Linked DNA regions of Homo sapiens: region 2 is linked to region 1. Evidence: chromatin loops called from intact Hi-C (ENCODE). Cell type or tissue: Panc1. All regions are shown on one strand. Each heading gives the region's core, and the rest is flanking DNA. Links, peaks and the distances in the headings are about the cores only. Region 1 overlaps LOC105374226 (a long non-coding RNA gene). Region 2 overlaps NAALADL2 (N-acetylated alpha-linked acidic dipeptidase like 2).

The links. Peaks named below come from ENCODE experiments on the same cell type or tissue, not always from the same donor. Only the 100,000 strongest peaks of a DNase experiment are listed, where the experiment ranks them.
Region 2: it touches region 1 in a loop (5-fold over the local background); 1 of 110 quality-filtered maps calls a loop at or near these places.

What each region holds. Positions count from the first base shown.
Region 1 is chr3:174,403,802-174,419,736 of GRCh38, reverse strand. It overlaps LOC105374226 (a long non-coding RNA gene), which reads left to right. Exons shown (of 4, transcript XR_924729.3): 3 at 555-677; 4 at 2,511-2,637. Among named protein-coding and RNA genes, the nearest start is that of NAALADL2, 450 kb to the left of the region's middle. RefSeq lists an enhancer at 6,159-6,770. In Panc1, for the core only: no CTCF peak of the experiment used is centred there; a DNase peak (open chromatin) is centred at 10,164; H3K27ac peaks cover 430 bases.
Region 2 is chr3:175,000,231-175,016,165 of GRCh38, reverse strand. The region is part of intron 1 of NAALADL2 (N-acetylated alpha-linked acidic dipeptidase like 2); the gene reads right to left. Among named protein-coding and RNA genes, the nearest start is that of NAALADL2-AS3, 110 kb to the left of the region's middle. In Panc1, for the core only: no CTCF peak of the experiment used is centred there; no DNase peak of the experiment used is centred there.

The DNA of each region.
Region 1 (15,935 bases), core at 8,069-12,068:
TGATGAGAATTACATTACAGTCACAATACAAAACTTTCTATAAAGTTTTTGGCTTGGGGAAGGCAAGAAAAACTCTCAAACTAATCTTTTGATGCCCCTTAGAATTGTTATAGACCTTATAAATATACAAATATAAAGAAATGGAAAGTTTGAGTGAAGTCACATAGTGCTTCTTTTTACCTTCTCATATCATCCTTAAGTACTCAATAGACCCAAGTTCAAAAGATGGTACATAATCACCAGATGTCCAAAGCACTTCTCTCTAGGTTAAGAGGCAGATTTTCTAGACAGCTATGAATGCTAGAACTTGATGGACTGCATACCTAGGACATGCAGACAGTGGCTTAAGAACTTCTTCCGGATCACCAGACTAGTCTACAGCTCTACTAATAGGACAAATGTATGTGTGGGACAGATTTTTTTAAAAGCAGCAATAATAACATTGTATGCTTGTTGCACATCAGGAACTATTCCAACTACTTTACATGTGTTAACTCACTTATTTCTAAAAATAACCCTTTTGAGATATTTATATTGTCGTCTGCATTTTACAGATGGTGCAACTGATCTGCAGAGAAGCTAATTAACTTGCCCAAAGTTATGGAGCTAAGGAATGGCTTTAGAAAGCAAAAGAAAAATTTTTTATTAAGAAATGAAAAGAAAAAAGACGCAGTATGGTGAGGCCCTATGTACAATTTATTCTACATAAGAAGGTGGTGGGGATCAAATGCAGTATGCATTCATTGAATAAACAACAGTATATGTTGTTGGTCTTTCCTCAGTGCTATGTTAACTCTCCTGTTCTTTGTCATTATGGTCTAAAAGAACCTTGATCATGTGGACATATTACAAAATAATGTATTGGTACACTAGATTTATGACATCTTATTAACGGAAACTGATGAGCAATAGATGGAAAATACTCTGGGTACCTTGTTAAAATATATGTTTCAAGAGGTGGGAGATAAACTCTATAAAGTTTCAAGGACATGATACTTCGCTGAAGTTTTTAGTGATCTTGTCATCCAGGGCATCTCTTCCAAAGTAAACAACAATTTATCGCACTACTCACCAATACGGAATAAGTACAAATCTTAGTGAGTTCATTTGGATTTTAGAAGTAGCATATTTTGCACCTGAAATGCTGCCCAAAACCTTCTGTTGGATGGTTTGGGAGTCTGCTAGTTTTGAGTGCAAACTCAGAGTAAGTAAGGGCTCTGACTGTGGGCTCTGACATGTTCTGACTGTGGTATAGGTAGATCTGCTTGGACCATATAACCCATCATATACGAAGGTATTAGAGAAAGATGCTCTCTCGAGCCTCTAGCAAAAGTGAAAAGCAGAGTCAAAGTGTACACTCTTACATTCCAGAGCAAGGGCATGCCACCTGTACTGGCTACCAGTTGATTTATTTTTAGCTTCAAATTTTTGTATTTGCCTGCTCTGCATTAATGGAGCTAAGTCCTTTAAATATTTAAATATTTTCCTTTGGGGACCGGGAGTGGTGGCTCATGCCTGTAATCCCAGCACTTTGGGAGGCTGAGGCTGGCGGATCATCTGAGGTCCAGAGTTCGAGACCAGCCTGGCCAACATGGCAAAATCCCGTCTCTACTAAAAATATAAAAAAGTAGCTGGACATGGCAGTGGATGCCTGTAATCCCAGCTACTTGGCAGGGTGAAGAGGGAGAATCACTTGAACCTGGGCAGCGGAGGTTGCTGTGAGCCAAGATCGCACCACTGCACTTCAGCCTGGGTGACAGAGCAAAACTCCGTCCCCACTGCCCAGCCCCCTACAAAAAATATGTGTGTGTGTGTACACACACATACATACATATATTTTCCTTTTGAAAGTTGGCACTGATTTCTTAGCTGAGGGCATTGGAGAGACATTGCAAGGACAAAATGGTTTTGCTTCCTATTTCCCAATGCATGGTTGGTTTCTGAACGCTCCTGCAGCGCACAAAACTTCCCCTATACTGCTGCAGCATACAAAGCTTCTCTAGCACCAAGCTCTTGCAACACTTGTAATTTCTCCAGTGCTGGACTCCTTCAGTGCACATTGGCCATCATCACCCAACGGTCAGCAGCTACCCCCAGAACCTCTCATAGTGGGAGTTTGTGGTAAATTGCCTTCATTAAGACACCTTCCTATTCTATGCCTTGAGTAATGAAGTTATTTGTCTTTGACTCTAGCATCTCATGTTTTCTGCCAGCATCTACAAATCTGTTGCAGACTAACTGGTTAGTTGTCAAGGAGGACAAATATCAGACCCTTCTCAGTTCCTGACATGAGGTCTAGATCTCATCTCTGGGTGGAGGGTGAGACTCCTCTGGGTGTTTAATCTCAGCCCTAGGAATAATGACTGTTCCTTTATTTGATCCTCCTATATTCTGTTAAATTTTCTTACTTCTTACTATCTAGTCTCTTTATATTCTAATCCCTTATTGTTGCTAATTTTTTATATTAAACTTTTCGTGTTTAAATTACTGTATTGCTTTTCTTTTGATAGGACTCAGACTGATAAACCATTTGCATGAGAGAACTATACACCATTTGAAAAAGAGCTTTTTTGCAAGGTGTGGTGGCTAACTCCTGTAACCCTGGCAACTCGAAAGGCTGAGGCAGGAGGATCACTTGGGGCCAGGAGGTGGAGACCAGCCTGGGCAATACAGCAAGATCCTGTCTCTAAAATAAAGAAACAAATAAAAGAAAAAGAAAAACAGCTTTTGGTATACTACTGGACTCACATAGAAACCAATCTTCTGAACCTAGAACATCAAATGACCACATAATAAAATAATCTATCTTGAACTGAGTTAGACCATTAGTTAACAAGTCATAACATTAGGCAACCTCAGCAGCGATCTGTTGTAAAATGGAAGTGTTATATTTAAAGTTTTGGGCTCAATTAAGTCCAGAGAGCTTAAGTAAGCTTCAAGAAAGACGGCTTGGACCTCCATGTCACCTGAAAATGTTGCATTAACAACACTCCCTTAGCCTCATGGGAGGAATTCTCCATTACCAGCTGATAGAGAAAGACAGTTTGAGTTTGATCCATGGATAGGTTGGCTTGATACATGGTTACCGGTGGAAAATGAACTGCTATTTTACTATACCCCTTACTTGGGAATGTCCCTGACAGACAGTTGTGAGGAAAATCCCTTAGGCAGAGTATCTGTCAGTTCATTTGGTCATTCATTTGTATAATAAGAAAAGTCGTCCAAACTAAGGGTATACGTGAACTCTTAGGCAATAGTTAATGGTTTAGCTCTCTGGTGAGAAGTCAGAAAGGAGTAAGATTGGAAGATTGGGATCAAGTAGGACTAGAAAAGAAGCATGTATTTAGACCTATGGGAGTGGGCACGTGGTGTGAGCATGTTTGTATTGCATGCTAACTCTCCCCACCCCCTTTTATGCCATTTCTCACTATATCTGCCAAATCATTTATACTGCAGAATCTTTTATATTTTTCACTGGACTGATTATATGAATGTAGTATTAATTAACATGTTTCTCCACACCCATGTTTTTGCAATAATTTGGCAGTAGATCCAGATTTGATTAGATTCATCTTTGCTTTTTTCTTTTTTTGGCAATAACAGACCATAGAGAGGTGATATAATCTGAACTTCCTATTGCATCAGGAAGAACATAATGTATTCTCTTATTTTTATTTAGGTTAAGATGGATCAAGTGTTGCCATCTATCCATTAAAAATTTTTCCCATCAATCTTTCATCTAATAGTTTTAGCATTTATTATTTAATTCAAGGTGCAAAGTGGTGATGTTTCAATTCTAATATTACTCCTGAATTTACTAGTTGTTATTCTTTTCTAAAGAGGAAATTTCATACATTTTTTGAGTATTCTGAAATACGGTCTTAATAGGAAAGACAGAATAAATGTTATCTTTTCTTCTTTTATTATTATAATAATGAGTTCTTGTCTTATTAATCATCAAAGCCAATATATGAATTTCCTTTTGAATATCATTATGAAGTTAAGAAGTTTCTTTATGAATATTATTATGATGTTAACATATATCTATATCTGTATATCTATATCAAGATATATATTTTGATCTATTGCTGTCATCTTTTATTACACTATTTGTTTCACGTTTGGCAAATGATGTTAGGAAATAAACTTTTTTTTAGAAAAAATACATTGAAAATCTTAAGTTTTGGTTTATTTCATAATTTATTTGATTTCATATTTGTATCTCTTTTCTGTTTCTTTGAAAATCCTTATTTTATAATGACATAAGTATATTATTCATTTGCTTTATCCTACCATAAGTATGTGTGTACATAAGGTATATAATAATGTACATGAAAATTTCAAAATAAGTTTGCATTTATAAATTAGAAATCTTAAGCCGTCACCAACTAAAAGGATCCCTTTTCGGCCAAGAGGACCCCAGAAAAACCTTAAAAACAGAATTCCTGTCTAAGACAGGAAGGGAGGTCAGATATGCATAATTATACCCATTCCCTTTTGGAATTTAGGCAAAACCACCAACCAGCATTAATGTTAAAACAGAGATCATAAGACTAACAAAATGGACTTTTTGTGACAATAAGATACCCAATTATAAACAGGACCTGAGGCCATGCCGGACAAGGGTTAAGTCACACACACTTACAGGTCACTCTGACCCAGTCAATTGGTTAACAGACTTTCTTATCATAAAAATACCTTTCTGCTAACTCCAAATTTTAAGACAAAGCTTTACTTCTTTACCCAATTCCAAATTGAAGAATTTCTGAATCTATCTATAACCTATAAGCCCCTGCTTCAAAATATCCCACTTTTTCAGACCAAACTAATGTATACCTTCCATGTATTGATTTATGTCTTTGTCTACAATTCCTGTTTACCTGAAATGTATAAAACCAAACCGACCACCTAAGGCACATTTTCTCAGGACCTCTTGAAACACAGTTTCAAGAGGCCATGGTCACTCATACTGGCTTAGAATAAGCCTCTCTAAAATATTTTACAGAGGTTGATTTTTCCATTAACAATAATAATACCAACATACCAAATACTGAAATAACGACACCAACATTACTACTAGCGTAATACCACTGAATACAATTTCAGTGTTTTTTCAGTTAGTTTTTCTGAGGATACAAGAATGTAGAGTCAGGATATTATGCTTTGGGATGCAGAGTCAAACTAACATGTTTGAAAGGTATTTGAAATAATTCTTGTCCATGCAGTTATGGTACCAACCAATATATACTTAGGTTTATTTTATTTATTTATTTATTTATTTATTTATTTATTTATTTATTATTTTGAGATGGAGTCTCACTCTGTTTCCCAGGCTGGAGTGCAGTGGGCTATCTAGGCTCACTGCAATCTCCGCCTCCTGGTTCTAGCCATTCTCCTGCCTCAGCCTCCCTGGTAGCTGGGATTAGAGGCATGAGCCACCATGCCCAGCTAATTTTTGTATTTTTAGTAGAGACGGGTTTTCACCATGTTGGCCAGGCTGGTCTCAAATTCCTGACCTCAAGTGATCCACCCGCCTCGGCCTCCCAAAATGCTGGCATTACAGGCATGAGCCACCACACCCAGCCTACTTAGGTTTATTTGTTTCACTTTGTTTTCAAATTTTGGGGATGGTTTGTTCTGTCATCCTTTGGACTTATTATTTTTTTGAAAATATGTGTGACATTTACATGATTCTGAATTCAAAACTGGGTTGTTTTTCCTATTTTCTCTTTGCTTATATAGGTAAACCATTTTTATTCATTTTTTACCTTTCATTATTTTGTATTTGAACCCAGGTAGCATGGTGCTTGAGTCTATGGTCTTAAACAAAATGTTAGACTTAAACTGCCTCATTAGAAATTATCAAACCCTTTTTTACAGGAAAGTGGGTGTTGTTGAAAATTGCATATATTTGTATCCAGTTCTTCTCAAGATCTAAACTTGGAAACTATCATTACAGGCCTCTCCATAAGTCCCACCCTCTACCTCCTCCTCCCAAATTTAAAACCACCAGGCAGTAGCTAAAAGCCTCTTTTATGGCTTTTTGTGTTCCAAAAGCTTATATCCTTAACCCACATACCTACTTTATAGATTCATAGCATGCAAGCTTTGCAGATATTCTTTTGAAGTTTGCATTTATAAGCCTTTGTGTACCAGCCTTAGTAAATTTCCATGTGACCTGTCTGAACTTCTTGAAGACAGAGTGTGAACAAACATTACAAGCTTTTTGTAAAAGAGAATGTAGGTTCCATGTAAAAGATTTTTCCTAAATCCTATTATATTCCCTTTAAACAAATTTCTCACAAAATTTCACTACCCCGGTACTATTTACATCTTTTTCCTTTCCTACTTTTGCTCCTACTATTCCCAGCATTTCTAACTTTGGACTTCTCAAAAAGTTCATTCAGTTCCCATGGCCCATTCAGCATAATAAAAGCCTGAGAGCTGACGAAATAGCTTTAGATAACAAAAGTGCTAAATCCAGGGTTGTTAGCAACATTCTAACCACCTATTGTTCTTTATAAATACCCCTGGGAGCCCTCAGTTTATCCTGTTACAGGCAAATTTTTTCATGACATTTGACCTCTTATCTTGGGAATACAGCCTAATGGAGTAATTCAAACTGGTACAATGAGTAATGCATAAAAATGTTTATTGCAAAAATTATATAATCATGAAAATATATTATCACACAAACATTCAACAAATGGATGGATAAATGGTGGTGCATATTTATATTAGGCTATTAAGGATTAGTTATATTATACTATAAAGACATTTTAATAACATCTAAAAGTTTTGGGGATGTACTGTTAAATGATAAAGTACAAAAAAACTGAACAAAAATGACAAAACATTAATAATGTTGTAGGGGTGAAGGGAATTTTCCCTTCTCCTTTTAAGGTGCATGTTGATGGAAAGACTCAAACTCTGTGAAATTTATTCTGAGCCAAATATGAGTGACCATGGCCCATGACACAGCCGTAGGAGATCCTAAGAACATGGGTCCAAGGTGATTGGGCTTGAATTTATACATTTTAGGGAGATACAAGACATCAGTTAATACATGTAAGATGTATTATGTATTTGTTTGGTTCGGAAAGATGGGACAACTCAAGGCAGGGGTGGGTGGAGGGGGTTGTGTGCAGGTCATAGGTGGATTCAAAGATTTTCTGATTGGCAATTGGTTGAGAGAGTTTATCTAAAGACTTAGAATAGACAGAAGGGAGTGTTTAAGTTAAGGTAAGGAATTGTGGAGACCAAGGTTCTTATTGCTTAGATGAAACCTCCAGGTAGCAGGCTTCAGAGAGAATAGATTGTAAATGTTTCTTATCAGACTTAAAAAGGTGCCTGAATCAGTTGTTCTCTCCTGGATCAGCACAAATATCTGGAAAAGGAAGAGGATTCTGTATAAAATGTATATTTTCTTTGCAAGAGACAGCTTTGCAGGGTCATTTCAAAATGTGTCAAAAAACCGTATTTTGGGGCAAAATAATTTCTTTTAGGGCCTACTGTCATGTTGGTATCTTATTGCTACAAAGAGTCTGTTATTGTCATTCTCATGGTCTATGTTTTAATGTTAATGCTAGTCAGCTCTGCCTGAATTCCAAAGGGAGGAAGGTAGAATGAGGCATGTCTGACAACTCATTACTCTCATGGCCTGAACTAGTGTTTCAGGTTAACTTCAGAATGCCCTTGGCTAAGAGGAGGAGTTTATTCAGTTGGTTGGGGGTGCTTAGAATTTTATTTTTGGTTTACATGTGAGTCTGCTGAAATAAACTGTCAATAGACTAACAGGAGAAAAAAAAAGCAAGTTTATTATATGCACAGGGAAATCACAGGGAAGTGATTTCCCAATGAGTCCAAGGTTGAGAAACTTATATGCCCTTTTGCATAGGGGAGAGGAAGATGGCAGAATATAGGCAATTTTGAGGAGTCTAAATGAATTTTAGAAAGATGAATGGGCCCAAAAAAAGAACAGACAATAGTGTGTCAATGATTCTTTTAGGAAATTGTATGGGACCTATAAACGGACAATAGCTTGTGACAAAGTCTGTTTAGGTGTGGTGACACTCCTCAGTCTTCCTTCCTGCCATATGATTTTAATCTTCCCTGGTTAATGAAATTTCAGGAGGCGATTGAAGGCAATTTTTTTCCTTCTGAAGAAGCTTCAGATAAGGGAACTTCAGAGAGAGTTTCAGCCTTCACTTAGGGAGAGAAGCAGGAGGTCAGAAAATCCTTGGTTCTGATGATGCTTCTGAAACCTTTTCATTTTCTGTAGTTCAAAGTGCTCAGCATGCCAAAGTGCCATACTTTGGGGTATCATTTTTCTGGTCCTCAACAATATTAACAGTAGTAATTTCTGTATATGCAAAGTATTCAAAAATGGATGTGTATCACTTTTATTAACAGTATACACACACATATACACACTAACCACAAAAGTATAAGGTTGTGAGATGGATGCTCAAGCTTTTTATGACTATAAGAGACTGATCTGAAGGACAATGGTCTACAGAGAAAAAAATGGGACTTATAGAGTGTTACGGTTTGAAGATGTGAGCTTCAAAGAAGACCAGTTTCAAATGAAGGCAGACAAAGTCAAGATGTGGAAAGAATAATGAGAGAGAATACAGTTGATACCTTGTCACCTCCTGGCCCTGTGGTAGCTGGGATATGAGAAAGTAGAACATACACTGGAGAAGTTACAGTGAAATTGGAGTTTTCAATAGAAAATTAGTTTTACTTAAGATAGCAGTTTTGAAACTTGAGTCATTCAAGATTTTTGTCATTTCTACTTTCTATGTATACTACTGATTTCTCATTGTTTCTCTTTAAGTCAATTTCTACCTTCCTCCCTTCTTTCTTTAATCAAAATACTTCCTTTAATTTCTTACATGACAATATATGTATGTGCAGACATGATGGATATATATTTTTTGAATATACATTAAAATAAAATGCAAGTATTAAAATTTAAATATTTATACATGGATAGTCTGAAATCATCTTTGGGAAACACTACTTTAAAATAAGAACGTGGAGAGAATTTTCTCTGAAGAGAACGAATATGCAGAAAAAAAAAATTGACAGTGGAATGGTGACCCCAGAGAACAAAGAAGAAGGGTTTGGAAGGCAGTCAACAAGAAGAGGAAAGATAGCTTGGAATGAGCAGAATAGATTTTCAAATGAAAGAACCGAGTAATATGCCAGGAAAGTCTGCATTTTGGGTAGATAAAAAAGCATGAATAAAAGTATCTGATTTACAACCACTCAAGTTTAGCTAAAGTTATCTTGGACAATGCTAGGTCTAAGAACAGGTAGCATGGACCCTGCAGATATTATGTCCTTAGAGCTTGGTGGGAAATGCCTTTGTATCTGAATGGTACAATGACTTCATGTAGTAACTGAGCCCTGAGCTAGTCAAAGGCAATGTCAAACTGTTGGCTAAAATTCTTTCCTGGTTTCAAATTTCCTCTCAAGGTATTTATTTCATAACACAGCTAGGGTCAATATTTTACATGGTCCCAAGAATGTGCAGCTAATTTTGAAATGGAAAGGAGAGGAAGGTTATACCCACCTCTTTGGAAGAAACAATTGGATATATCAGTTATTTAACAAAAAATGCCAGAGGTTTCTGGTTTTCTATACCCTGAGGTGCTATGTTACATATGTACCTAAAAGATACGGGAAGAAAAAGAAGGAAGAAAATGAGTAATACTCCCCATATTAAGTAAAAATTATCTTTAAAGCTGTTAATGATATTTGAATCAGTGACCTAGAGCCCATCTCATTAGGGAACGAACAATTTAATAACTATACTTCCACAGTCCATCAGCCTAAAGACATAAAAAAGAAATCAATAATGCAGCAAAAAGGAAAACAATAGAAATGCACAATTATTTCTGGCTGAAGCCTTCAGTAAATAATTTCAAGAATTGTAGTATTGCTCAAATCACTTCCTTTTCTAATATGCTACCATTTTTGTCCTTACTATAGCTTCAGTACAAACTTCTTTTTCTCTGTGTGAGTGACTCAAATATGATCACATCTCTGTTTATCCTCACCTTAACTCCATCCTTTTCTTTGAATGTAGGGTTTCTCTCTTAAAGTGGCTGATGCTATCAATGAGTGTTACACTGAGCCACTGTGTGTTTCAGGCTCAAGATACAGCCATTCTCCCCTCAGGCTAGTCAATCAGTTCAAGCCACTGAACTGTGACCAAGCCATGTAATGATTTTTCTCAGCGCTGTGAGACGAGACTGTTAACACCCATCTTCATCCAAATGCCATGGCAAAGATGAGGCTGCCTTTTCTCTTTTTGGAGTTGGAATATTTTTACTTTTCTCTCATTCCTGTCACCTTCTATTTTAATCTCCCTCCCTTAAGGCTCAGGACAAATCCCTGGAATACTTCTCCACCATTTATTTAATTATTCACTTAGTCACCTAACAAATATTTATTTATTGAGCCACTATTCTGTGTCAACTCTTCTTCTGGTTAATGAACACACAGCAGTCAACAAGACAGAAAATTTCCTCCTCGCAAGAAAATTATATTTTTGTAAGCAAATAAAATAATATTCAGTGACATGAACAAAATAAAAAATAGTGCCTGCAAATGGTTAATAAATCAGCTATTATAACTGTCTTATTTCTATAGTATTTATTTTTGGCTCTAATCTATTAAAGTTAATATTCATTTCAATATATCAGTAGATCCAAATATTTGGGACTAGGTGTATTTCTTTTATTTGCCCATGAATGAGATTGGGCTTTTTCCCTCATGTTTCTTCTTGCAGCTGAGCAGTGGCATTTATCGTGGTAACTAGAAGTTTCCTACTCCAAGATTACTCTGGAGTCAGTGCTTGCAGGATCTCTCTCTCTCTCTTTTTTTTTTTTTTTTTTTTTTTTGAGACGGAGTTTTGCTCTTGTTGCCCAGGCTGGAGCACAGTGGCACGATCGAGGCTCACCACAAGCTCCGCCTCCATGGTTCAAGCGATTCTCCTGCCTCAGCCTCCCGAGTAGCTGGGATTATAGGCGCGCGCCACCACGCCCGGCTAATTTTTGTACTTTTAGTAGAGACGGGGTTTCTCCATGTTGGTCAGGCTGGTCTTGAACTCCGACTTCAGTTGATCCGCCCACCTCGGCCTCCCAAAGAGTGGGGATTACAGGCGTGAGCCACCGCTCCGGCCTGATCTCTCTCTTCTTGTTAGCTCTCCAGGTCCTAGGGTTTCCTCTGTTGCCAAAACATTCCATTTGTGAGTCACTCACTGCTCTGTTACCAGTATTTGGCTCTACTGCCTGAGGCCCAGCTTCTTCCCTCTTTCTACCCCCAACCTCTTTCGTTTCTGGTTTAAAATTTTCTCTTTTGATTGGCGTTCCACTGAGATACACTTTCACCCACCAGCACTTTTTGAAGACATGTTCTAAAATCAGGTAAGGGGTATACAGTACAATCAGTATTATAGTAATTCCCTTTTCCATGGATGCAATTCTATCCTCATTCTCTCCAATGCCTATCTCTTTAAAGAACAGCTTAGCTATCTGCATTAAAGAGCTGGATGGCAAATGTTAACCAGTACCGGTTATGGACTCAAACTGACTGGGTTCCAATTCCATTTCTACAACTTATTAGATATGTACATTTGGATGGAAAAAATAAGTTAGCCGTTTTAAACCTTATTTACCTCATGAATATATATGCCCTGGGGAATGGTGAGAACTCCAAGTGGTGGAGAGTGAGCTTTTCTCCAATCTTGCCCTCTAACTAGAGAACTAGGTGAGAGTAAAGAGAAAAGTAAAGGGGTAGAGTATAGGCATATTCTGCTTTCTGAACAAGAATGCTTGAGGGCTTGTCTGCTGTTTGTGGCTGAATAGGTACTTAGGAGGTAAACTTGACCCACAGTGACAAAGACACATACATAGTTTCCAGGATTTCCAACAAGGCAGAGAAATAGAGAGTATGAATGACCTGAGAAAGTCAAGGACAGAAATAGAGAGTATGAATGACCTGAGAACGACAGGGTGATGACACTTTGGTGAATACCGGCATGGATACATTATTCAAAAACACTTTGGGCTTTCCATCCCTGCTTCTGTGCTTTAACCCAGCATTTGAATGTGTCAGGTATCCATCGAACTTCTAGAGGTAGATTGCCTGGGTTTGGATTTGGACTTTGTCATTTATTGGTTCTGTGACCTTAGACAAATAATTTATTCCCCTTGTACCTCAGTTTCCTGATTTTTTAAATAGAATTAAACACATTCCCTACTTCAAAGAATGATTTTCAGGATCTCTATGGTTCTAATATTTTGGAATTTTGAACACAAAATCCAAATTTCATGTGTTGGAAACTTAATCTCCAATGCCACAAAATTGTAAGGTGGAGCCTAATGCTAGGTATTTGTGGTAGGTATTTGGGTCATGAGGGCTCCACCCTCATGCATGAGTTAACGTTGTTATCTTGGGAGTGGGTTGTTACTGTGGGAGTGGGTTTTTTATAAAAGTAGGTTTCACCTCATCTTGGCCTCTTTTGCTATCTCTTGCCATGTGATAACACAGCAAGAAGACTCTCGCTAGATGTGTCCCCTTGATCTGGGCTTTTCAGCCTCCAGAACCATGAGCCAAATATATTTCTGTTCATTTCAAATTACCCAATCTGTGGTATTCTATTGTAGAAGCATAAAATAGACTAAGACAAAGATTAAAAGGGTAAATATAGCTAAAATGCTTAGAACTGTGGCTGGAATGTAGTAAGCACCATATAAATGTTTGGTACTATGTTAGGGGTCCCAAAGACTACCCTCAAGACTCAGAAAAGCTGTTATCTACAGATTTACAGTTTATTATAGCAAAAGGAAACATTAAAATCAACAAAAGAAAAAGGTGCCTAGGATAAGGTCTAGGCGAAACTAAGTACAAATTTTCAGGTGCCCTCTCCCAGTGGAATTGCATGGATATACTTAATTATCTCAGAAATGATGTATGACAATACATATTGCTATGATTTGAATGCCCTTTTCAGAACTCATGTTGAACTTTAATTGTCATTGTAACAGTATTAAGAGGCAGGGTTTTTAAGAGTGATAAGTCATGGGGGCTCTACCCTCATGAATGGATTAATCATTATCATGGGAGTGGCTTTGTTATAAATATAAGCTCTCTCACATATTCTCTTGCTCTTCTGCTCTTTCATCATGGAATAATAAACAAGAAGACCCTTACCAGATACTAGCACCATGCTGTTGGACTTCTCAGTCTCCAGAGCTGTGAATCAAGTAAACTTGTTTTCCTTACAAATTTCCCAGTCTATGGTGTTCTGATATAGCAATAAGAAACAAACTAAGACACATGCAAAGTATTTCCAACCAGGGAATCTCACCAGAACCGTGATGTCCAGGATTTCTATTGGAAATCAGTCATGTATGGATGCAGTACCTAAGTGACCAACCACAGATACTGAGTTAGATTACAACATCCCAGAACAAAAAGGGGCATTTACCATAAATCTCATTTTTAGCATAAGCTATCTCATCAAACTGGTACTGTATTGCTAAATGCCTAAGATATACAAAACGTCTTTTATTAGGAAGAATATTTCCAGGGGTCAGAGTTCATTTACCAGGAGTTGGCCAAGGGCCAGTCTTGAAAAGATTTTTGGGAATGTACAGGGTTAGAGCAAGGCAGGCCTGCAAATCAACATTTGCACAATAGTTTTCCTACACAGCTGCAATTACTATTATTGCCATAATGTTACCTAGTACTTTGTCTATACCTTGAGGAAAGGGAGAGCCCCAAATTAATTGTTATAACATTTCTGTCAACCAGGTGGCAGAAAGTTCTAATTAAAAGATGAATTATAGAAAAGATACAGATTTTTGAATTATGAGCTGCTACACAAACTGTTATTGTTGCTATTCTAGGATTCCTGACAGGAGGTAGACAGTTACCCTAGTTTTTACCTAAGATACAGGATGCTTAGGAAAAACTTCAGTAACAGGGCTTATATACATATATATATATATATATATATATATATATATATATATATATATATATATATATTTTTTTTTTTTTTTTTTTTTTTTTTTTTTGAGATGGAGTCTCGCTGTCGCCCAGGCTGGAGTGCAGTGGCGCGATCTCGGCTCACTGCAGGCTCCGCCCCCCGGGGTTCACGCCATTCTCCTGCCTCAGCCTCCTGAGTAGCTGGGACTACAGGCGCCCGCCACCTCGCCCGGCTAATTTTTTGAATTTTTAGTAGAGACAGGGTTTCACCGTGTTAGCCAGGATGGTCTCGATCTCCTGACCTCGTGATCCGCCCGCCTCGGCCTCCCAAAGTGCTGGGATTACAGGCGTTAGCCACCACGCCCGGCCTGGGCTCATATATTTCAAATCCTCCACTCTCATACTTGGGAGAAAAGGGAAAGGAGAAGCTTAACCAGCTCTGTGAGTGTGCTCAACTTTTTTCTGCCTGAGAGTCTTTGAACATACTATTCTGTCTCTTTCAAGTTCCTTCTTTGCTTATTCACTCTGTTAAAGTGGTGGACTATTTCTTGAGTTTCACACCTTGGCTTTAGGGGAACTTCCCCTAACCATCCTCTTCATTGTCTTCTTTTCCTACACCCTGTCTGCTTCATAGCACTCATCACCATTAGTAATTGTGTACTCATTTATTTTCTTGGTTATTGTCTCTCTCTCCCACTAGGTTTAAGATCTGCATGGCAGAGAGCCTGTCATCATTTTTGTTCTCTTCTCAATACTCAGTGTTCATCATCATGCCAGGCCCAGAGGCTCAATAACTTTGTTTATGGTTTTGTAATAAGATAGGCCATTGCCTCACGTGAGTTCATACTATATCAATCCATTTTTCTTAGATCAGGGACAAAAAGGATTAATTTTGCCTGTTAATCTAATACATTATTATTAAATTTGCAGGACTAGACAAGTTACGCAAAACAGAATAGGGTGACAGGTGAAGTTTGAGGGAGTTCCTAGTTAAACTGTAGTTGAACAGATATAAAAGGCAGTGTTTTCCCATATAAAATAGAATTATTTTGTTTCCAATGATGTAAAAACAATGTCTAAATTTAAAGAAAAATAAATGGATAAAGTTATAATAAAACAATGTTTGGCTGAAAATTTAATATATTTGTGCACTGACGATTTTTAAGTCAGAATAATTTTGCATTCTGTAAACTGGGGAATCTAGTCAAATGTTTAACTTAACAGTGTTTTTATCAAGTTAATATACTTTTATACACGTGTACACTGGTATGCTATTAATTTTCCCTTGATGTTTTTATTCCATAATGAAAACTGGGGAATGTGTGGTAGGTAAGGATGAAAGAAAAGCCATGGAGGAGAAATTAGGTACGCTTTTGTGTTCTCATTCTCTGTATCTGTTGGAATACTTTTACTCTTCACTTTCATTAGCAAATACAAGTAAAATTTATCGGTGAAAATATTAATTTGTATTTAAATTTCCAAATCTATCCTCTCCTTAATTTATCAAATAATTCACTATGATACAAACTACAAAATGTTACCAGGAATTCCTGTGATTCTTGGATAACAAGAGAAAATATTTTCAATTGAAATATCATACTTACAGTGAATCTTTTTTTCACTTTCTGTTCTCTTGATGGGAACAAAGGACTAAACAGCAATTGCAGTCCTAGGTCACAACAGAAGCACCTCCCTAAGAATTCCTGTTGTACAATGGTGGCTTTGTACCCACAGCTCTGGAAGGGTAGGAAACAATCTGACTGTGTGTTTAGAAGTCAAGGATAATTACATCTATAATTTGCATAACAATGATATTTCATGAAAACTGTAACATGAAAACTCCCATATTAAACAATTTTTCCTTTAGTTTAAATGGGAAAATTTATTATGTGTTCCATCTCATCCTAAGGTAACCAAAGATGCTCACA
Region 2 (15,935 bases), core at 6,248-10,247, 600 kb before region 1:
TTGGTCTTTTTATTTATTAAAATATATAATACATGATACAATAACTTGCTTCAGCTTGAGAAATACTGAAGGAGTTTCAGGTGAATATTGTACTATTCAGAATATCAATGTTTCCCCTCTCTAAAATGTAGATGAGTTCCTGAAAATGAGGGATTTATAATGCAAAGAAAAGGTTCCTCCCCCCAAAACAGTAGAAAAATAATTAGAGGACTGATTATCAGGTATTTATGTCAACAAACTAACAATTAAGTTAAACACATGATTTTTCATATTTTTAATGTTACAATGATATTTTGATATGGTGTTTTAAAACACATAGACCCTCATAAATTACTTATTTTTATAAATTTTGATGCCAAAATATTTTGCAAAATAATTTTATTGCAATAACATGAACAAGCTTTTCTTCAAAATAAGTTATTCTATTTAATTAGTAAAACTATTTTAGTATGTTACCAAAAGTTAGAAAATTTAGATCTAAGTTGACTTTTAACTGCTGCTGTGAAACTAAATGATATATTTTCAATTTCCTTCTTCTGTTTTCTGAAACACATCATATTTAATATCATTTCAGTAAGACAGGAAAAGGCAAAGACGTTTCTTAGTGATTGAACTGTGATGAATTGATACCAGCACAAGTGCTTCCTAAAATTAAGTATCTTTATGCTTTATCAGGTCTCAGGCAAGAAGATAAAAAAAAGTCAGTCCTAAAGCGTGACATGAGAGTGACCACTCAAACGGCGACTGCTTAATGCACTTCTCTAATGGCAGAACAGGCTTTTCCCTAATGTTCAAGTACTTTTATCTTGAATGTGCTTCTCCTGTTCCTTTAGGAGCTTTTCAAAAATGCATGCACACATATACATATACATAGGTTAATTGAAAAATCTGGAAAAATGCCTCCAAATGTTGTTGTCATGGTTTCCTTTCACATAGTAAACAGTAGAGCTAAACGTGATACTGAAGTGTTAAGTTCACCAAATGCTGTGTTTTTAAGCCTAGTCTCAAATTATAATATTATAATTTTTAAATTCAGTTTTCTTTTTGCCAAGTTATGACCTTTATATGTCTACGCTTCCATGAAATGATGCACAATTGACTTGTTTGTAATCCCACATAATGTTAGCTGAATTGACATGCTTTCTATTGAGAAAATCTAATACACATCTAATGTTAAATGAATAAAGCCATAAAAAGTAGTCTTTTAAATTTGAAAGTAGCATTCCTAAGCCATATGTGAAAAGCAAGAGATCCAGTCCCCTTACGAAAGAGAAGAGAGAAAGAGGGAATAAAACAAAAGGAATGGAGGATGGATGAAGGGAGGGAGAGAGAAGGAAAAGAAAGAGAGAAATAGAATGTGCAATATGAATTTTACACTTCCATTATTTAAGTGTTATGGATTTCAAATCTAATTAGATAGTGTTTGGGATGCAGAAATAATTTTGTAATCCTGTAAAATACAAGTAACTTTGAAACATTTGCAATAAATGGAATAGAAGGAGTTTCAGGTGAATATTATATTCTGGTATATTATAATTTACCCACATTTAATTATAGCATCCAAATCCTTTTAAAATGGTATGTGTCATTCACTCATGTCCAAATGGTTTGCATCAATTATTCATTTGTTCAACCTATATTTTATGACAAACTTTTGTTCTATGTACTGGGAATACATTATGGAACAAAATAGTCAAAAACATTTTGAGCTAAAAGAGGCTAATGTCTAGCAGTCAGACAATATGAAGCAGTAAAATGTGTTCTATTTAACATCAAATTATGTTAAAAATGATTAAGAATAGGGAGTAAGGATTGTGTTTAGGGATGGGGGTGCAGGTAGGTGTTGTAGTTTTCAGTATAGTTGCCAGGGAAGGAAGCAAGGATATAAGAGAGTAACCCATACAGATACCTAACAGAACGCATCACTGGCAGAAGCAACATCACGGGCAAAGACCTAGAGGTGACGGCATACCTGTCCTGTGTGAGGAGCAGTAGGAAGAATAATCATAGAAGATGAGGTTGGAAAGATAATATGGACACCCGCCATTACACGTTTGTGTGTGTGTTTGTAATCATGTACAGCCCTGGTGGCTACTGTAAAAGTTAAATGACTTGCTTAATAGCACCCCTGGCAAATGACAGAGGTCGGATTTTAACCTGGATGTTAGTTTCTGATCCAGTTTTATTAGAGTGTGACCCTATGACTGATGCAATGCATGCACCTTAAATATCCTAAGATCGAGGTTTAAATGCTGCTATGCCTCAGCTTCTGACAAATTATTATTATACATTTGGTTCTGAGGACCAATCAAAACTTAAGGAATGAAAATCAGCACATGCGAGAGGAAGGAATTTAAGAAAACCTCCCCTGGTCCCAAAGAGCTGGGTCTTACGAGACCAGGAGAGTTGTATATAAAGAAGGGCCGCTTCTGGATGGACTAGAAAGTCAGAAAACATTCAGGGGTGTGGTTCAAATTCTTGAAGAATTTTCTCAAATGGAACATTTAATCAAGAGAGCTATCATAAGAATTAGGCAATTTATTAATTCATTAATCAAACAAATTTGTGGCCTGGTACAGTGGTTCATTCCTATAATCCCAGCCCTTTGGGAGGCTGAGGAGGACAAATCACATGAGGCCAGGAGTTCAAGAGCAGCATGGACAACATGGCAAAATCTTTTCTCTACTAAAACTATAAAAATTAGCTGGGCGTGGTGGTGCATGCCTGTAATCCCAGCTACCTGAGAGGCTTAGGCATAAGAATCACTTGAACCCAGGAGGTGGAGGTTTCAATGAGCCGAGATCACACCACTGCACTCCAGCCTGGACAACAGAGCAAGACCCTGTCTCAAAAAAAAAAAAAAATATATATATATATATATATATATGTATATATATAAAAATATATGTATATTATATATTTTATATATGTGTTTATATTTATATATAAATATATATTATATATTTATGTATATATATTTATATATAAATATGTATTACATATTTATATATAAATATGTATTACATATTTATATATAAATATGTATATTTATATATAAATATGTATATTTATATATAAATATGTATTACATATTTATATATATGTGTATATATTTATGTATATATTATATATTTATATATATTTATATATTATATATGTACATATATATGTATATATATTTTTGTGTATATATATATACACACACATCTAGGCTATATTGGACAAAAGTAATATAAAATGTATACATCTGTTTCTACATTTACAAAGTGGTTTTGTTTCTGAAATGTTGGAGATTATACAAATATGTTTAAATGAAAACCGATTTTCTTATATTTAACAGGAAGAACATCTTTAGAATAGAGCTTGGCAAACTTTCCTGTAAAGGGCTGGGTACTTATGCTTTGAGGCTTTGCAAGGCAAGTGTTCCCCGTCACAACTACTCAATTTCCACTGTAGTGTGAAAGCAGCCATGGACAATACTAAATGCATAGGCATGGCTGTGCACTTTACTTACAAAAACAGGTGGTGGGCCAGATTTGGCCTGAGGGCTGTAATTTTTCAACATTATTCTAGAAGGATAAAAATATAATGTCCGTAACACGTTAATATCAAAAATAAAAAAATTATTTTACTGAAGATAGTAACTACATGCAATGACAATTCAGGAGTAAACATTTTCATTTCTCAATTAATTTATGGGCCAGGCACGGTGGCTCACACCTGTAATCCCAACAATTTGGGAGGCCGTTGTGGGCGGATCACCTGAGGTCAGGAGTTCGAGACCAGCCTGGCTAACACGGTGAAACTCCGTCTCTACTAAAAATAAAAAAAATATTAGCCAGGCCTGGTGGCATATACCTGTAATCCCACCTACTCAGGAGGCTGAGGCAGGAGAATCCCTTGAACCCGGGAGGTGGAGGTTGCAGTGAGCCCAGACTGGGCCATTGCACTCCAGTTTGGGCAACAGGAGCAAATCTCCATCTCAGATAAATAAATAAATAAAATAATTCACAATGCCTCAAAGAATCTTAGCTTACAATACTGTCCACGTTCTCTCAGTTGTCTCCCGTATAGGGAATTTTGCTTGGAGAAACTCAGCATGCCCAAACTTAACACATTCATTAATTTTGCTGGCATTGCCATACATTCTTTCTCTTGTGCTTTTCCTAAAGATTAGGTTTTTGCAATGAAACTGATAACCTTCTTATTGACTGTAATGGCGATAGCTTTTTACAGTTTTTGCATGCTTTAACATGTTTCCCAATTATAATACTACTTAATTTTATTAAATTAACAATCCTTAATAATCCCACCCTGATTCACAGAAGAGTCTTAGGATATCAAGATAGTCTGCTGGGAGAAAACTGGAGGGAACATAACTTAGTAATACACTCAAAATGGCTTGAGATTTGGGTCTCTTGGCACATAGCACGCCTTGGGGCCTCTGCTGTCCTCATGTATTAGTTAGGACCTTCTTGTCTACAACTACCATCCAGCCAACTCAGACCTCAAAAAGCCAAAGAGAAAACTTTTAGAAGGATACTGAGGTGTTTCAGTGAACAATTAAGCTGAGCTATAGGCCAGAATGGAATAAGGCTTCAGACTCAACTGGAGCTACAAACTTGAACACCATCATTTCTCCAACTCTCTTCTCTGCTTACCTGAATATTGGCTTTACTATTCTCTTTTGCTATATATCACATTTGTCTGTAGACGATAGAAAAGAAAGTTGCTGAGACTCTGAATTTTTACATGGAAAGTGGTCCAGTGACCAACAAGCTGGGTCAATGATTACACATTATATTACAACTTCAAGCTTCAAAACTTGGAATAATCAGAATTAGTCTCTCTCTCTCTCTCTCTCTCTCTCTCTCTCTCTCTCTCTGTCTCTCTGTCTCTCTCCCTCTCTCTCTGTCTCTCTCCCTCTCTCTGTGGCTGAATCTGTAAGATCATGTTAGAAGCCCTTCTGTGGGCCCCTCAACTATGGCCAAGAGAATAGAGCTATGTACAAATATGGCTGCCCCAAATTATGGATCAAGGAGGAAAAAAGTCAGTTTCTGGAAGAATGAGAGGTGAGTTATGCAGTAAATTATAAAACAGTGCAAATCCCAAGAGCCAAGACATTTTGGTAGAAGTCAAAATCTAGTAATTCTGATAGGAGTACCTAGATTTATTTTTTAAAGATGGTAATCTCTTTATTACTTTATACCAAACATTGTGCAATGTAATTGTCCATAATTTGGAAAGTGTTGATCATGTAGATTATATGTGAGAAACAAGTAAAAAATGCAGAATCTAGTAGAATGTTACAGCTATGAACTGTCTGAGAGCTATGAACTATCCTGTACAGACTATACTCTCGCTTTATGATACTAGACTATACAAGCAGACAAGGTCCTGCTAAGGCTAGAATAGACAGCTCAGATAAAGGATGCCAATGGAAGCACCAAATCATTTCACTAAAAGACATAGGCAAGAAGATCTCATCAGCAAAACTATTTCACATTTCTCTTTCAGTTGGCCCAAAACTGTTTGATGGGTGAATCCATGACTTCAAACAAACAAACAAAAACCATTGTGTTTCTCCATTTTTACCCTGTGAGATAAACATTCCTTAATTTCAGAGAGAAAATAGACCACTTAACAAAGTTATATTAAGATAATTTTGCTGCCAAAACAAACATTTGGAAGCAGTAACACAGAAGCAAGATGGTGATCCCTGAACCTGTGATGAGAACAGACTAGAGATGCCAAATGAAGGTCAAGTGCTTTAAGGCTCTTAGAAAGTGATGTTCTCTAAGCAAAATATTTCCCAGTGTACACTTATCCCTTTGAAAGATGTGCCATAATTGGCTTTGAGTAAATAAAAATAAAGCTAAATACTTTTAGGCCATATGGCTGTTATTTAAATTTTACTTGATTTGGACTATAGATAGCCAAAAAGATCATTCCTTCACTCCCTTAGTTTATCTGAGGGAATGAAAATTAAAAGCAACATTATTGGCCAAGTTAAAACTGTGTGTTATATAATATTAGATTATAATAATATTTTGTGTGGAGTTAATCAAGATCCACCCCACAATTATAAACACACCAATTTGAATCACTGCTCTTTGCCATTGGGAGTGGTATTAAATTCCAGTCAATTAAACATGCTCATCCTTGTGTGATTAAGCTCATAGTCAAGAAACATCATAGCAAGCAAGTCAATTACTTCAGCGTGATTTTGTTAACATTTATTTGTTTCATTTCTTTCATTACATAATATTATATAAATATATTATTTTGATAAAAACTAATAAGTAAACTCGGCATAAATGTAAAAATCAAGAAATGCTGCTTATGTTGTAACCAGACCTAGATTTTGCATTTAAAAATTAGCTAATCAATATTCCTATTGAATTTTTGGCATATATGAATTAAATAACTAAGAAAGTATTTTGTGACTATCCAGTGAGGGTCCAATGTCTTCATCTAGAAGCAAGGAAACTTAATCAAAATAACATAAACCCATGTTACTAACCAACAGTCTAGAGGTAAATAAGAGTTAATTGATATTTTCATATAGCATCTGCAGATATCATTTTAACTTCTTCCAAAGGCAGCAGAGTAAATTCTTTTCTTTAGAAAGATCAAAATAGTTACATGGGTAATAATACATAATTTGTCAAATCAGCATATACTCTTACTGCTCAATGATTACATCACTTGGTCCCTGTTTTTACTTCTTTGGATTAGAAAACATGGCTTTCGTTTATGGTGGCGTGTTAACCATGTTAACATTTTAATATATATAATGATTGTATGTGGCATTTTCATCCTTTGGGCAATTGTCTCACAATAATTAAGTACTAAATTTACTATACACTGATAAACACTAATGAAAATTGTTTGCTCCTCTGTCCTTACTCTACCCTCTAGGATAGTGGTTCTCAGATTAATGTGGACCAGCAGCATTAGCATCATCTGAGAACGTGTTAGAAATGAAAATTCTTATCCCCTATCCCAATCTGAATCAGAGATTTGGGAGTGAGGCCCAACAAGCTATATTTTAATAAGCTCTCCACGTGGTTCTGAAACAGCCAAAGTTTAAAACTACTGCTCTAGAAAGATAAAATTTATCATTAGCAAATGGTCATCATCAGATTGATTTTACATATTAGATGAATATGATTAAAATGTTACATTTAGATTTGTCTTTTTTCACAAAAGACTTATTTTTAAGGAATAAGATAAACATACAGCATTTATTTAAAACAAAACAACCTTTCCTTTGCATCTTACTGAACTTAGGGTACTCGGTTTGCTCACTGTATGGAATATAATTTTCTAGTATCTCTTTACAAAAAATGATGGCTGGACCAAACATGGAACTGCAAGGAATCCTAGAAGGTTGATTACCTCCAAACCCTAGCCTACCCTATAACCTGCCTTACCCTATAACGTTGTAGGGTATATTACCCTATAGCCTAGAACATGAAGGTCAAGTTCCTCAAAATTGAACACAAAGCCACCACCACTGCAAGATCTGGTTTTGCCTGGGCCAGTGGTAAATTGGGAGCTTATGTGATTCTCTTTACTTAGTATAAGAAACTTCTGCCTGAATTACTGGTCCCAAAGTTGGCCTGGGGTCAGGCCTCTTGAAATCTGAGGACTCATTACAGGAGTCCCTCCTTATCCTCCGTTTCCTTTCCCACAGTTTTAGTTAAGTGTGGTAGAACACAGTCCAGAAATATTAAATGGAAAACTCCAGAAATCAATTTGTAAATTTTATTTTGTTTTTTAGAAACGAGGTCTCACTCGGCCACCCAGGCTGAGGTGCAGTGGCATGATCATAGCTCACTGCAGTCTCGAACTCCTGCGCTCAAGCAATCCTGCCTTAGCCTCCCGAGTAGCCAGGAGGAAAGATGTGCACCACCATGGCAGGCTTATTTATTTTTCAATTTTTTTTGTATAGAAGTGTTCTCACTATGTTGGCTAGGCTGGTCTCAAACTCCTGGCCTTAATTGATCCTCTCACCTCAGCTTCCCAAAATGCTGGGATTATAGGCATGAGAGACTGCACCCAGGGCAAGCATTTGTAAATTTTAAATTCTGTGTTATTCTGAATAGTGTAATGAAATCTCAAGCCATCCTGTCCAATCCTACCCGGGAAATGAATCATCTCTTTGCCCAATGTATCTACATTGTATATGCTACCCCGTCGCTAGTTACTTAGAAGCCCTCTCAGTTATCAGATCGATGGTGGCTGTGGTGCGGTGCTTGAGTTCAAGTAATCTTTATTTAACAATGGACCCAAAGCATAACAGTAGTGACGATGGTATATTGTCATAATTATTCTATTTTATTATAGTACTGTTGTTCATCTCTTTCTATGCCTAATTTATAAATTAAACCTTTTCGTAGTATAAATTAAATATTTTTGTAGGTATGTACCTATAAAGAAGAAACAGTATATATTTGGGTTCCATCCTATCTGAGGTTTCAGGCATCCACTGGGGTCTTGGAATGTATCCCCCAAGGATAAGCAGGACATACGCTACTTCTCAAGTTTAGCCAATAATCTGAAAGTCTTTAGGAAATGTTTCTAAAATGAAGTTTCTCAAATTTCATTCCAGACATACTAAATCTATAGCCCCAGGGGCCTTCTTTCTGATGGTTAGCCAGAAACCATTTTTAGACCTCACAAAAAATGAACTAGGATATTCACCAGAGATCTCTTTATCTTCCCAACTCTACTCCCATGCCTGAAGATAGCCCATGTGGTTGTTCTTCCTTCAGGGTTTTCTACCTAAGTCAGCCTCACATATTCTCCTATAGCCTACTGGTAAATCTATTTTCAACACAACTGCAACCATTTCTCCCAGCTATTCTGGCTTAAAAAATCCTACTTACTTCTAAAGTCTCCATCTGATACTTGTTAATTAACCCAAAATTTACTAGCACTACAATAGGTTATATACACATCACTTCCTTTTCTGGCCTTTAGAGTAGCTTTTTTTTTTTTTTTTTTTTTATCCTATAAAAGAAATTAATTAGGCATGTGCAAGGCTTGGGAAAGGGAAGAACCATCACAGAATGTTTAATTTGCATTCATAGATTATTTACTTACCTTTAGAATCTAGTTTTCTATTAAGATAATGAGCTATGAATAAGGTTAATTTTGCAATTATTGTGATTAAATTGAAATAGGAATTTTACAATGACAAAATTAAGTGTCAAAAATCAAAGACTTATAAAGGAACTTGTATACTCCTCCTTACAAAGCTATATACGTATAAGAATGCATAAGTCATACGCTCACAACATCCAAAAAGAAAAGGCTCAACAAAAGTATGTCCAAATATGTGTTGGGTTTTACTGAATGTAAATATAATAATAATTTGACAAAGGAACTTTTCAATATTTCAGAAACTACATCCTATCTTTCAGTGAAAATATCTGTTCAACTGACTTAGAGGTGGCTGTTAAAAACCTCAAGGGCCCTATACACTTAGCAGAAAAACAATTTTTTTTTTCTGCTTTCCTCCTACCTCGAACTCCCTATCACAAGAAACTATGTTGTATAAGAAGAAAAAAAAGAAACAAGAAAAAAAAATACTTGCACCAGCTATAACTGCATTTAGAAGTAGGTTTAAAGAGCTTGAAAAGGTTCTGGAGTAAACAACATTCTGCATAACTTTGACAGAAAGACACACAGGTAACTTTAGATAATGTTCCAATCAAATGAATCATTCAAAGAGTATTTACTGCACATCTGTTATTTGTACAGTTCTGGGTATGGTAAGACATATAAAATATATTGGCTGCATTAAGGAAAGTATAGTATATAGAAACAAGAATTACTTACAAAGAAAGGGAATAACAAAAGAACACTCCACCTCCAAAATAAGGCATCTGAGGTTGTGAGAGTGGTGAAAGTGCCAGACGACAGAGGAGATAATTATCAGAATGACTGGAGTCCTCTTGGAAAGCTTCATAGAAATGGGGGATTTTAGGTGGGCCTTTAAGAGCTTCAAGGTCTCAAACAGGCCTAGTCAAGGGAAAAGGCATTCCAGGTGGGAACCATAAGGAACAGGTGATAATGATCAGGAACCTGGCAAGCTTGAAGCACAGATTTCATTTCAGTTCAATAGGAGGTATTTAAGGCTGTTACCGCGCACATCGTAACCACAGTAAATATTTCAAAGTATATTGGAAACATATTTACTGCTTTTAGACAAACGCTGTTGCAACATCTTACAAATTAACTTAGGAAGCATGATTTTTAAATATTCTGAAGATGGCTGATAGCAGCAATATTATTTCCAAATAAGCCCAAAGTCTGCTTTAAAGCCAAAGCAAAAAAGCAACTTTTTGATCTCTTAAATCTAAAATAAAACAAAGTATGTACACCCCGATTAATTTATTTATAACTTTTTAAAAAATATTTTCCAAATTGTTATATTTGTCTCAGATGGATGTTTAATCAATAGATGCTGTGAAAGTATCCACTCAACATTCAGTCACATTTCATAATATAGGAGTGTTTTGGAAGAGAGTTTCTCTTCTTCTCTTCTATGCCCCTTATACTTTGCATTTGTGTAGACTACAGACCTTACAATATTTTATTGTTTATTTATTCCTTTAACAAATATTTACTGAGCTCCTAGTATGTTTCAGGGACTTAAAACACATCAGGGAGCCAGACAAATGTGATCCCTTTTCACAAGGAGGTTCGACATTGAGAGGAAGGCAGATTGAAAGTAAAAATAAAAATAGGTTATTATAAAGTGTAGTCAGCAGTATGAAGGAAACCAGCATAGGGGTGAAATACAGTCAACACTTAGTGAGGTGCTGTTTGCACTGGACCTGAATTGCTGTCATTTATATTCCTGGCTTGACCACTTTCTAGCTTATTTGACCTTGAATAAGTTATTAACCTTTATCTGCTCAGCTGCTTCACTTGAAAATTGGGGATAATAATAGTATCTATCCCATAGGATTTTTCTGAATATTAAATGATTTAAAATGTAAATTACTTAGAACAATGCCGGGCATATAGTGAAAACATAGAAATAACAACTGACAGTATAATTTCTATAACCTTTTCATTACACTCAAGCAATACTTTAGCAAGAGGAAGTACCTATTCCAAATACATTTCATTTTACTCGTTTTCTGTTTTTCAGGTGCCACAGAGGAGGAATTTTGAAACAGTAATTTACCATTGTCACAATTTTATATACAGATTGAGTATCTCTTATCTGAAGTGCTTGGGACCAAAAACGTTTTGGATTTTGGATTTTTTTTTTTTGATTTTGGAATATTTGCATATACACAATAGAGATAGATGGGATCCAAGTCTAAACAAGAACTGCATTTATGTTTCATATATACCTTATACACATAACCTGAAGATAATGATATCAATATTTTAAATAATTTTATGCATGAAACAAAGTTATTATACATTGAACCATCAGAAATCAAAAGTGTCACTATCTGAGCCACTTACGTGGACAACTTGTGGTTGTTTGGCATTACCATCATTCATGACTCTGAATTCATATACTACCGATAAGCAATTATTTTCTTATACTTCCTCACACGTAAAAATATGACATACCATTAATACCAATAAAAAATAAGAAAAAATAATGTGTTTGAGGTAACTAGCACAGTAGCATCCCCACAATACCTGAATTAGCTGTTAAACAAACGCCACACACTCGCAAAAACTGGTAGCTTTTCAGTCTCTACCTATGATACTGTTTTTGGCTTTTTTTTTTTTTTTTTTTTTTTTTTTTTGAAATAGTCTCACTCTGTCACCCAGGCTGGAGTGTAGAGGCGTGAACATGGCTCACTGTGGCCTCGACCTCCTAAGCTCAAGCTCCCATGTGGCTGAGACCACAAGCATGCATCACCACACCCAGCTAATTATTTATTTATTTATTTACTTACTTACTTATTTTTAATAGAGATAGCATCTCACTTTGTTTCCCAGGATGTTCTCAAACACCTGGGCTCAAATGAGCCTCCTGCCTTGGCCTCCCAGTGCTGGGATTACAGGCATTAGCTACCATTCCTGGCCAATGCTATGTTTCGATTAAAAGGTTACTGTACACTCTGTGTGTTTCTTAGGTGAGAAGAAACATGAGAAGCAGGTGAGGGTCCTGGAACTGGGTCCACTAGGGAGGAGTAAGCATCCTGCTGGATGGCTTTTTAAAATGTTTCCTCCAGTCATCTGTCTCATTGTTGTTTTCTGTCTTCGAAGTCTCTTTTGAACTTTATAAGCTGACAGATGGCTTGTTCTGTTGTGAATGCACACTGCTCTAGTCCTTCAGCAAGCCCATTACACATTTTCACCATGTTGTCTATAGGCACTTCTTCTGCAGTGTTAATGATGTCATCTTCATAGTCACTATTATGATAACTTTGATTCAGAACTATTTCACTACTGATCGGTGAATGAACAACTGCAGCCTAATTGCTTCTTCCATATCTATTTCTTCCAGTTTACTGAAGGACTCTGAAGGTATATTTTTTTTCATATGTAATGAGATCAGACACAATTTTTTTCTTATTTAACTTATGGAATGCCTCAAAGTCATCATTACCACTGAGCGTAGTGGTAGGCCAGAGGTTGTACGTGGCATGTATTATACAACTGCATCTTTAGTCACTGTTTCTGAATGTCAATTTCATACATAACATTCTTCATGCTAAATGCCTTTTGAAAACCTCTCACACCTATGCCTCTGTTTATTGCTGCTAGCATGCTGCTCAAGAAAGTGCTTTTATATTAAGTATTTACTTTTTTGTTGTTTTTTGTAGAGACATGGTCTCACCACACAACTCAGGCAGGTCTCGAACTCCTGGCCTCCAGTGATTATCCTGCCTCAGTCTCTTGAAGCACAGGGATTACATGTGTGAACCACAGTGCCCAACCTAGATCTACTCTTACTGCTGTAAGTATACCCTGGACACATCGTTGAATTAATGAAGTCACATTTGGAGGAAAGTACATGGCATAAACATTTTTTAATGAGAATTTCAGCTGGAGGATGAGCAGAAAAGTGTCAAGAGGTAAAAAAGTCTTGCAGATATCATCCAGTACAGCTTCTCTACAGTGAGCACTGGTGACTAATACAAATGTTTATGAAACTAATCAGAAAAGATGTCCCTTGTAATCTTTGCATTTTTGTGAGCATAACAGTAGACTCATAAAACATTCACTCCATGGAAAGAGTGAGGATGCAAGGTTTTGCCTGTCACGCAAGTTTATACTTATACATGCCTGCTGCATTACCACATCCCAGCACAGTTATTCTGTCCTTGGCATCCTTAATTCCTGTAGGAAACTGTTTCATCAGCTGTAGTTAGTGTCTTTCCAGGGCAATAATACCAAAACAGTGATGTTTCTTTAGCATTGTAGACATGTTCTTGCATCAGATTTTCATCAGTGATGACCCTGGCAAACTTGTCGATGAATTTCTCTGCTGCTTCATGATCAGCAGAGATTCTTTATTACAACAAATCTTTAAATATGTAATGCTGTGTCTTTTCTTAAATTTCTGCAACCAGCCTGTTGAATATTCACAGTTCCCTTCCATTTTCAGCTCATTGTGAGAGATCTTTGCTTGTTTCATGACCAGCATATCATTAAGTGGCATGGGTTCACTGCAACGGTGATGGATTTGCTCTTTCAATACACGATCGAGATCTTCATTTTTAGCTTTAAGGAGTGTTTTTCTATTTTTCATTAACTTCTCTTCATCACTTTTATTATGGAACTTCAACGGTTCATCCTTTTGCTTTTTAGGTCATATATAGTGGTCATTCGAACAATATAATCTTCTATAAGATGTTTCTCACTTGCTCCACCACTGTCTAGTTTCTGACTTTCTGCGCTATACATAAAACAAATGCTTCTTCTTTTTCTTGACACTGTTACCCATAGGGGTATCTGCAAGTCTTTGTGACCTTTTCAACAATATCTTTACACATAGAGCAGGGAATAAGCAAAAACAACAATAACAAAAAAAAGTACCTAAATTTTTTTTAGGTAATGGGCAATGCACATAGGTCTTGGCTCCACATGGGACGTATCATGGGAAACTTGCCCTTAGTGCATGTGGCCTGCACACATGCCATTTTATTACCTATTTTGGGCATGCTTGCATAGGGAAATTTAAGTGTGCACAGAAAAGATACATTGTAGCTGAAGGAGACTGGAAGAGTCTATTGTTTTCCTTGGCCACCCACTAAAGAAACTGTTGTAGGCATGTGTTTTGACTGTAACATAATACATGAGGGCAGGTGTTTAATTTTCCACTTGTGGCATCAGATTGGCACTAAAAAAGTTTTAGATTTGGGGTTTTCAGCTTAGGATGCTCAACCTGTACTATATTCTGATGAACAAATTTACAGTTGAAAATAAATTGCTGAGCATCTGATTTTTTTTTCACGTGGAATAATTTTCTTTTGCAGAATAATAGGCACAGAAATGAACACCCAAGACTGAGCTTACATAATTGAGTTTAAGAAAGTTCCAGGGTATTACGAAAAACAAGGAATGAACAGATAAGTAAATGGTCAAGAAAAGAGTTATCTGGACTCCCAAAAGAATGAAATAACTCAGATTGGCAAAAGGAGTTATTCAGCTTTACCTTCATATTAGGAAAGCCTATTTAAACCAAGAAAAATATGCCCAAATGAGAATCCTTTACACCAATCAGAAGTGGAGCAGAATAGAGCTCCTTAAATCTGAATGTGTGAATCACCTGGGAAATTATATTAAAATGTAGATTCTGATTCATGAGATCTGGAGTGAGCCCCAAGATGGGGCAAGGATACTTTGCTACTCAAAATGTAAACAGATGAGCAGCACTAGCATTACCTAAGAGCTTGTCAGAAATACAGATTCCCAGGCTCTAGACCTACTGAATCAGAGTCTGAATCAGGATTTTGCTCACATGATCTGCAAGTAATTCTTATGAACATTGAAATTTGAAAAGCACTGGAATCAAGGAACTGGGGGCTACTGACATAGTGGCCAAATTGTCCGGGTTGGACTGGAACCTTCCTCATTTTAGCACTGAAAGTCTCCTGTCTGGGAAACCCCTCACTTCCAAACAAACCATGACAGGTTAATTGGCCACCCTAGCTATGGATCCCATAAATGGGACTGGAGTTTTCTGCGCATGCCGCAGTGTTTTAAAGGTCATTTCTGTGATATAGTACAATTAACATATTGCTTCCTGTCTTCTGCTAGCTGTGCAGTCTTCAACAAACCACTTGGCCTCTCTAAGGTCAAGTTTCTATATATGTAAAAAGAAAATAATATTTACCTCTCATGGTAGTTTTAAGGATTAAGTGAGTTATAATATACTTGAGCATGCTCTGCATACAAAAACATTTTTAAATGGTTGGTGTTAATATTGATGCACAGTTCTTATAAAATAAGTGACTGAAATCTGATTTTAGTACTTTAAGCATGACTAATTAAGATTATGGATTCCAGCTTCAAATCAGTATAGGAAAGAAAAAATAACGAGAAGAAAACAGAGAGTAAGGAAGAAAGAATAAAGTATGTGTGATGGAAAGGGTAAATAGGTTAAAGGTCCAGTCCCAGTAGCAGGCACCAGTTACTTGGTTGGCATACACTGGAGGTTGGTATGGCTTCACCACGTTAATTCTTTTATTTATCATGTATGGCTACTCTTGAGCCACCCTGAAAGACTTGAGTACTCGTGACAGAAATTGTATGCCCAGCAAAGTTGAAAATATTTACTATCTGGCCCTTCACAGAAAAGTTTGCCAACCCCTGCTCTATAGAATATTAGCAAAGCTTCAAAAAGAATCATATGGTTTATTCAGGCTGAGCATAGACTTGCATATACTTCTATTGCAGTAGCACACTGTACTGACATTATGCAATTATTGATCGGTCTT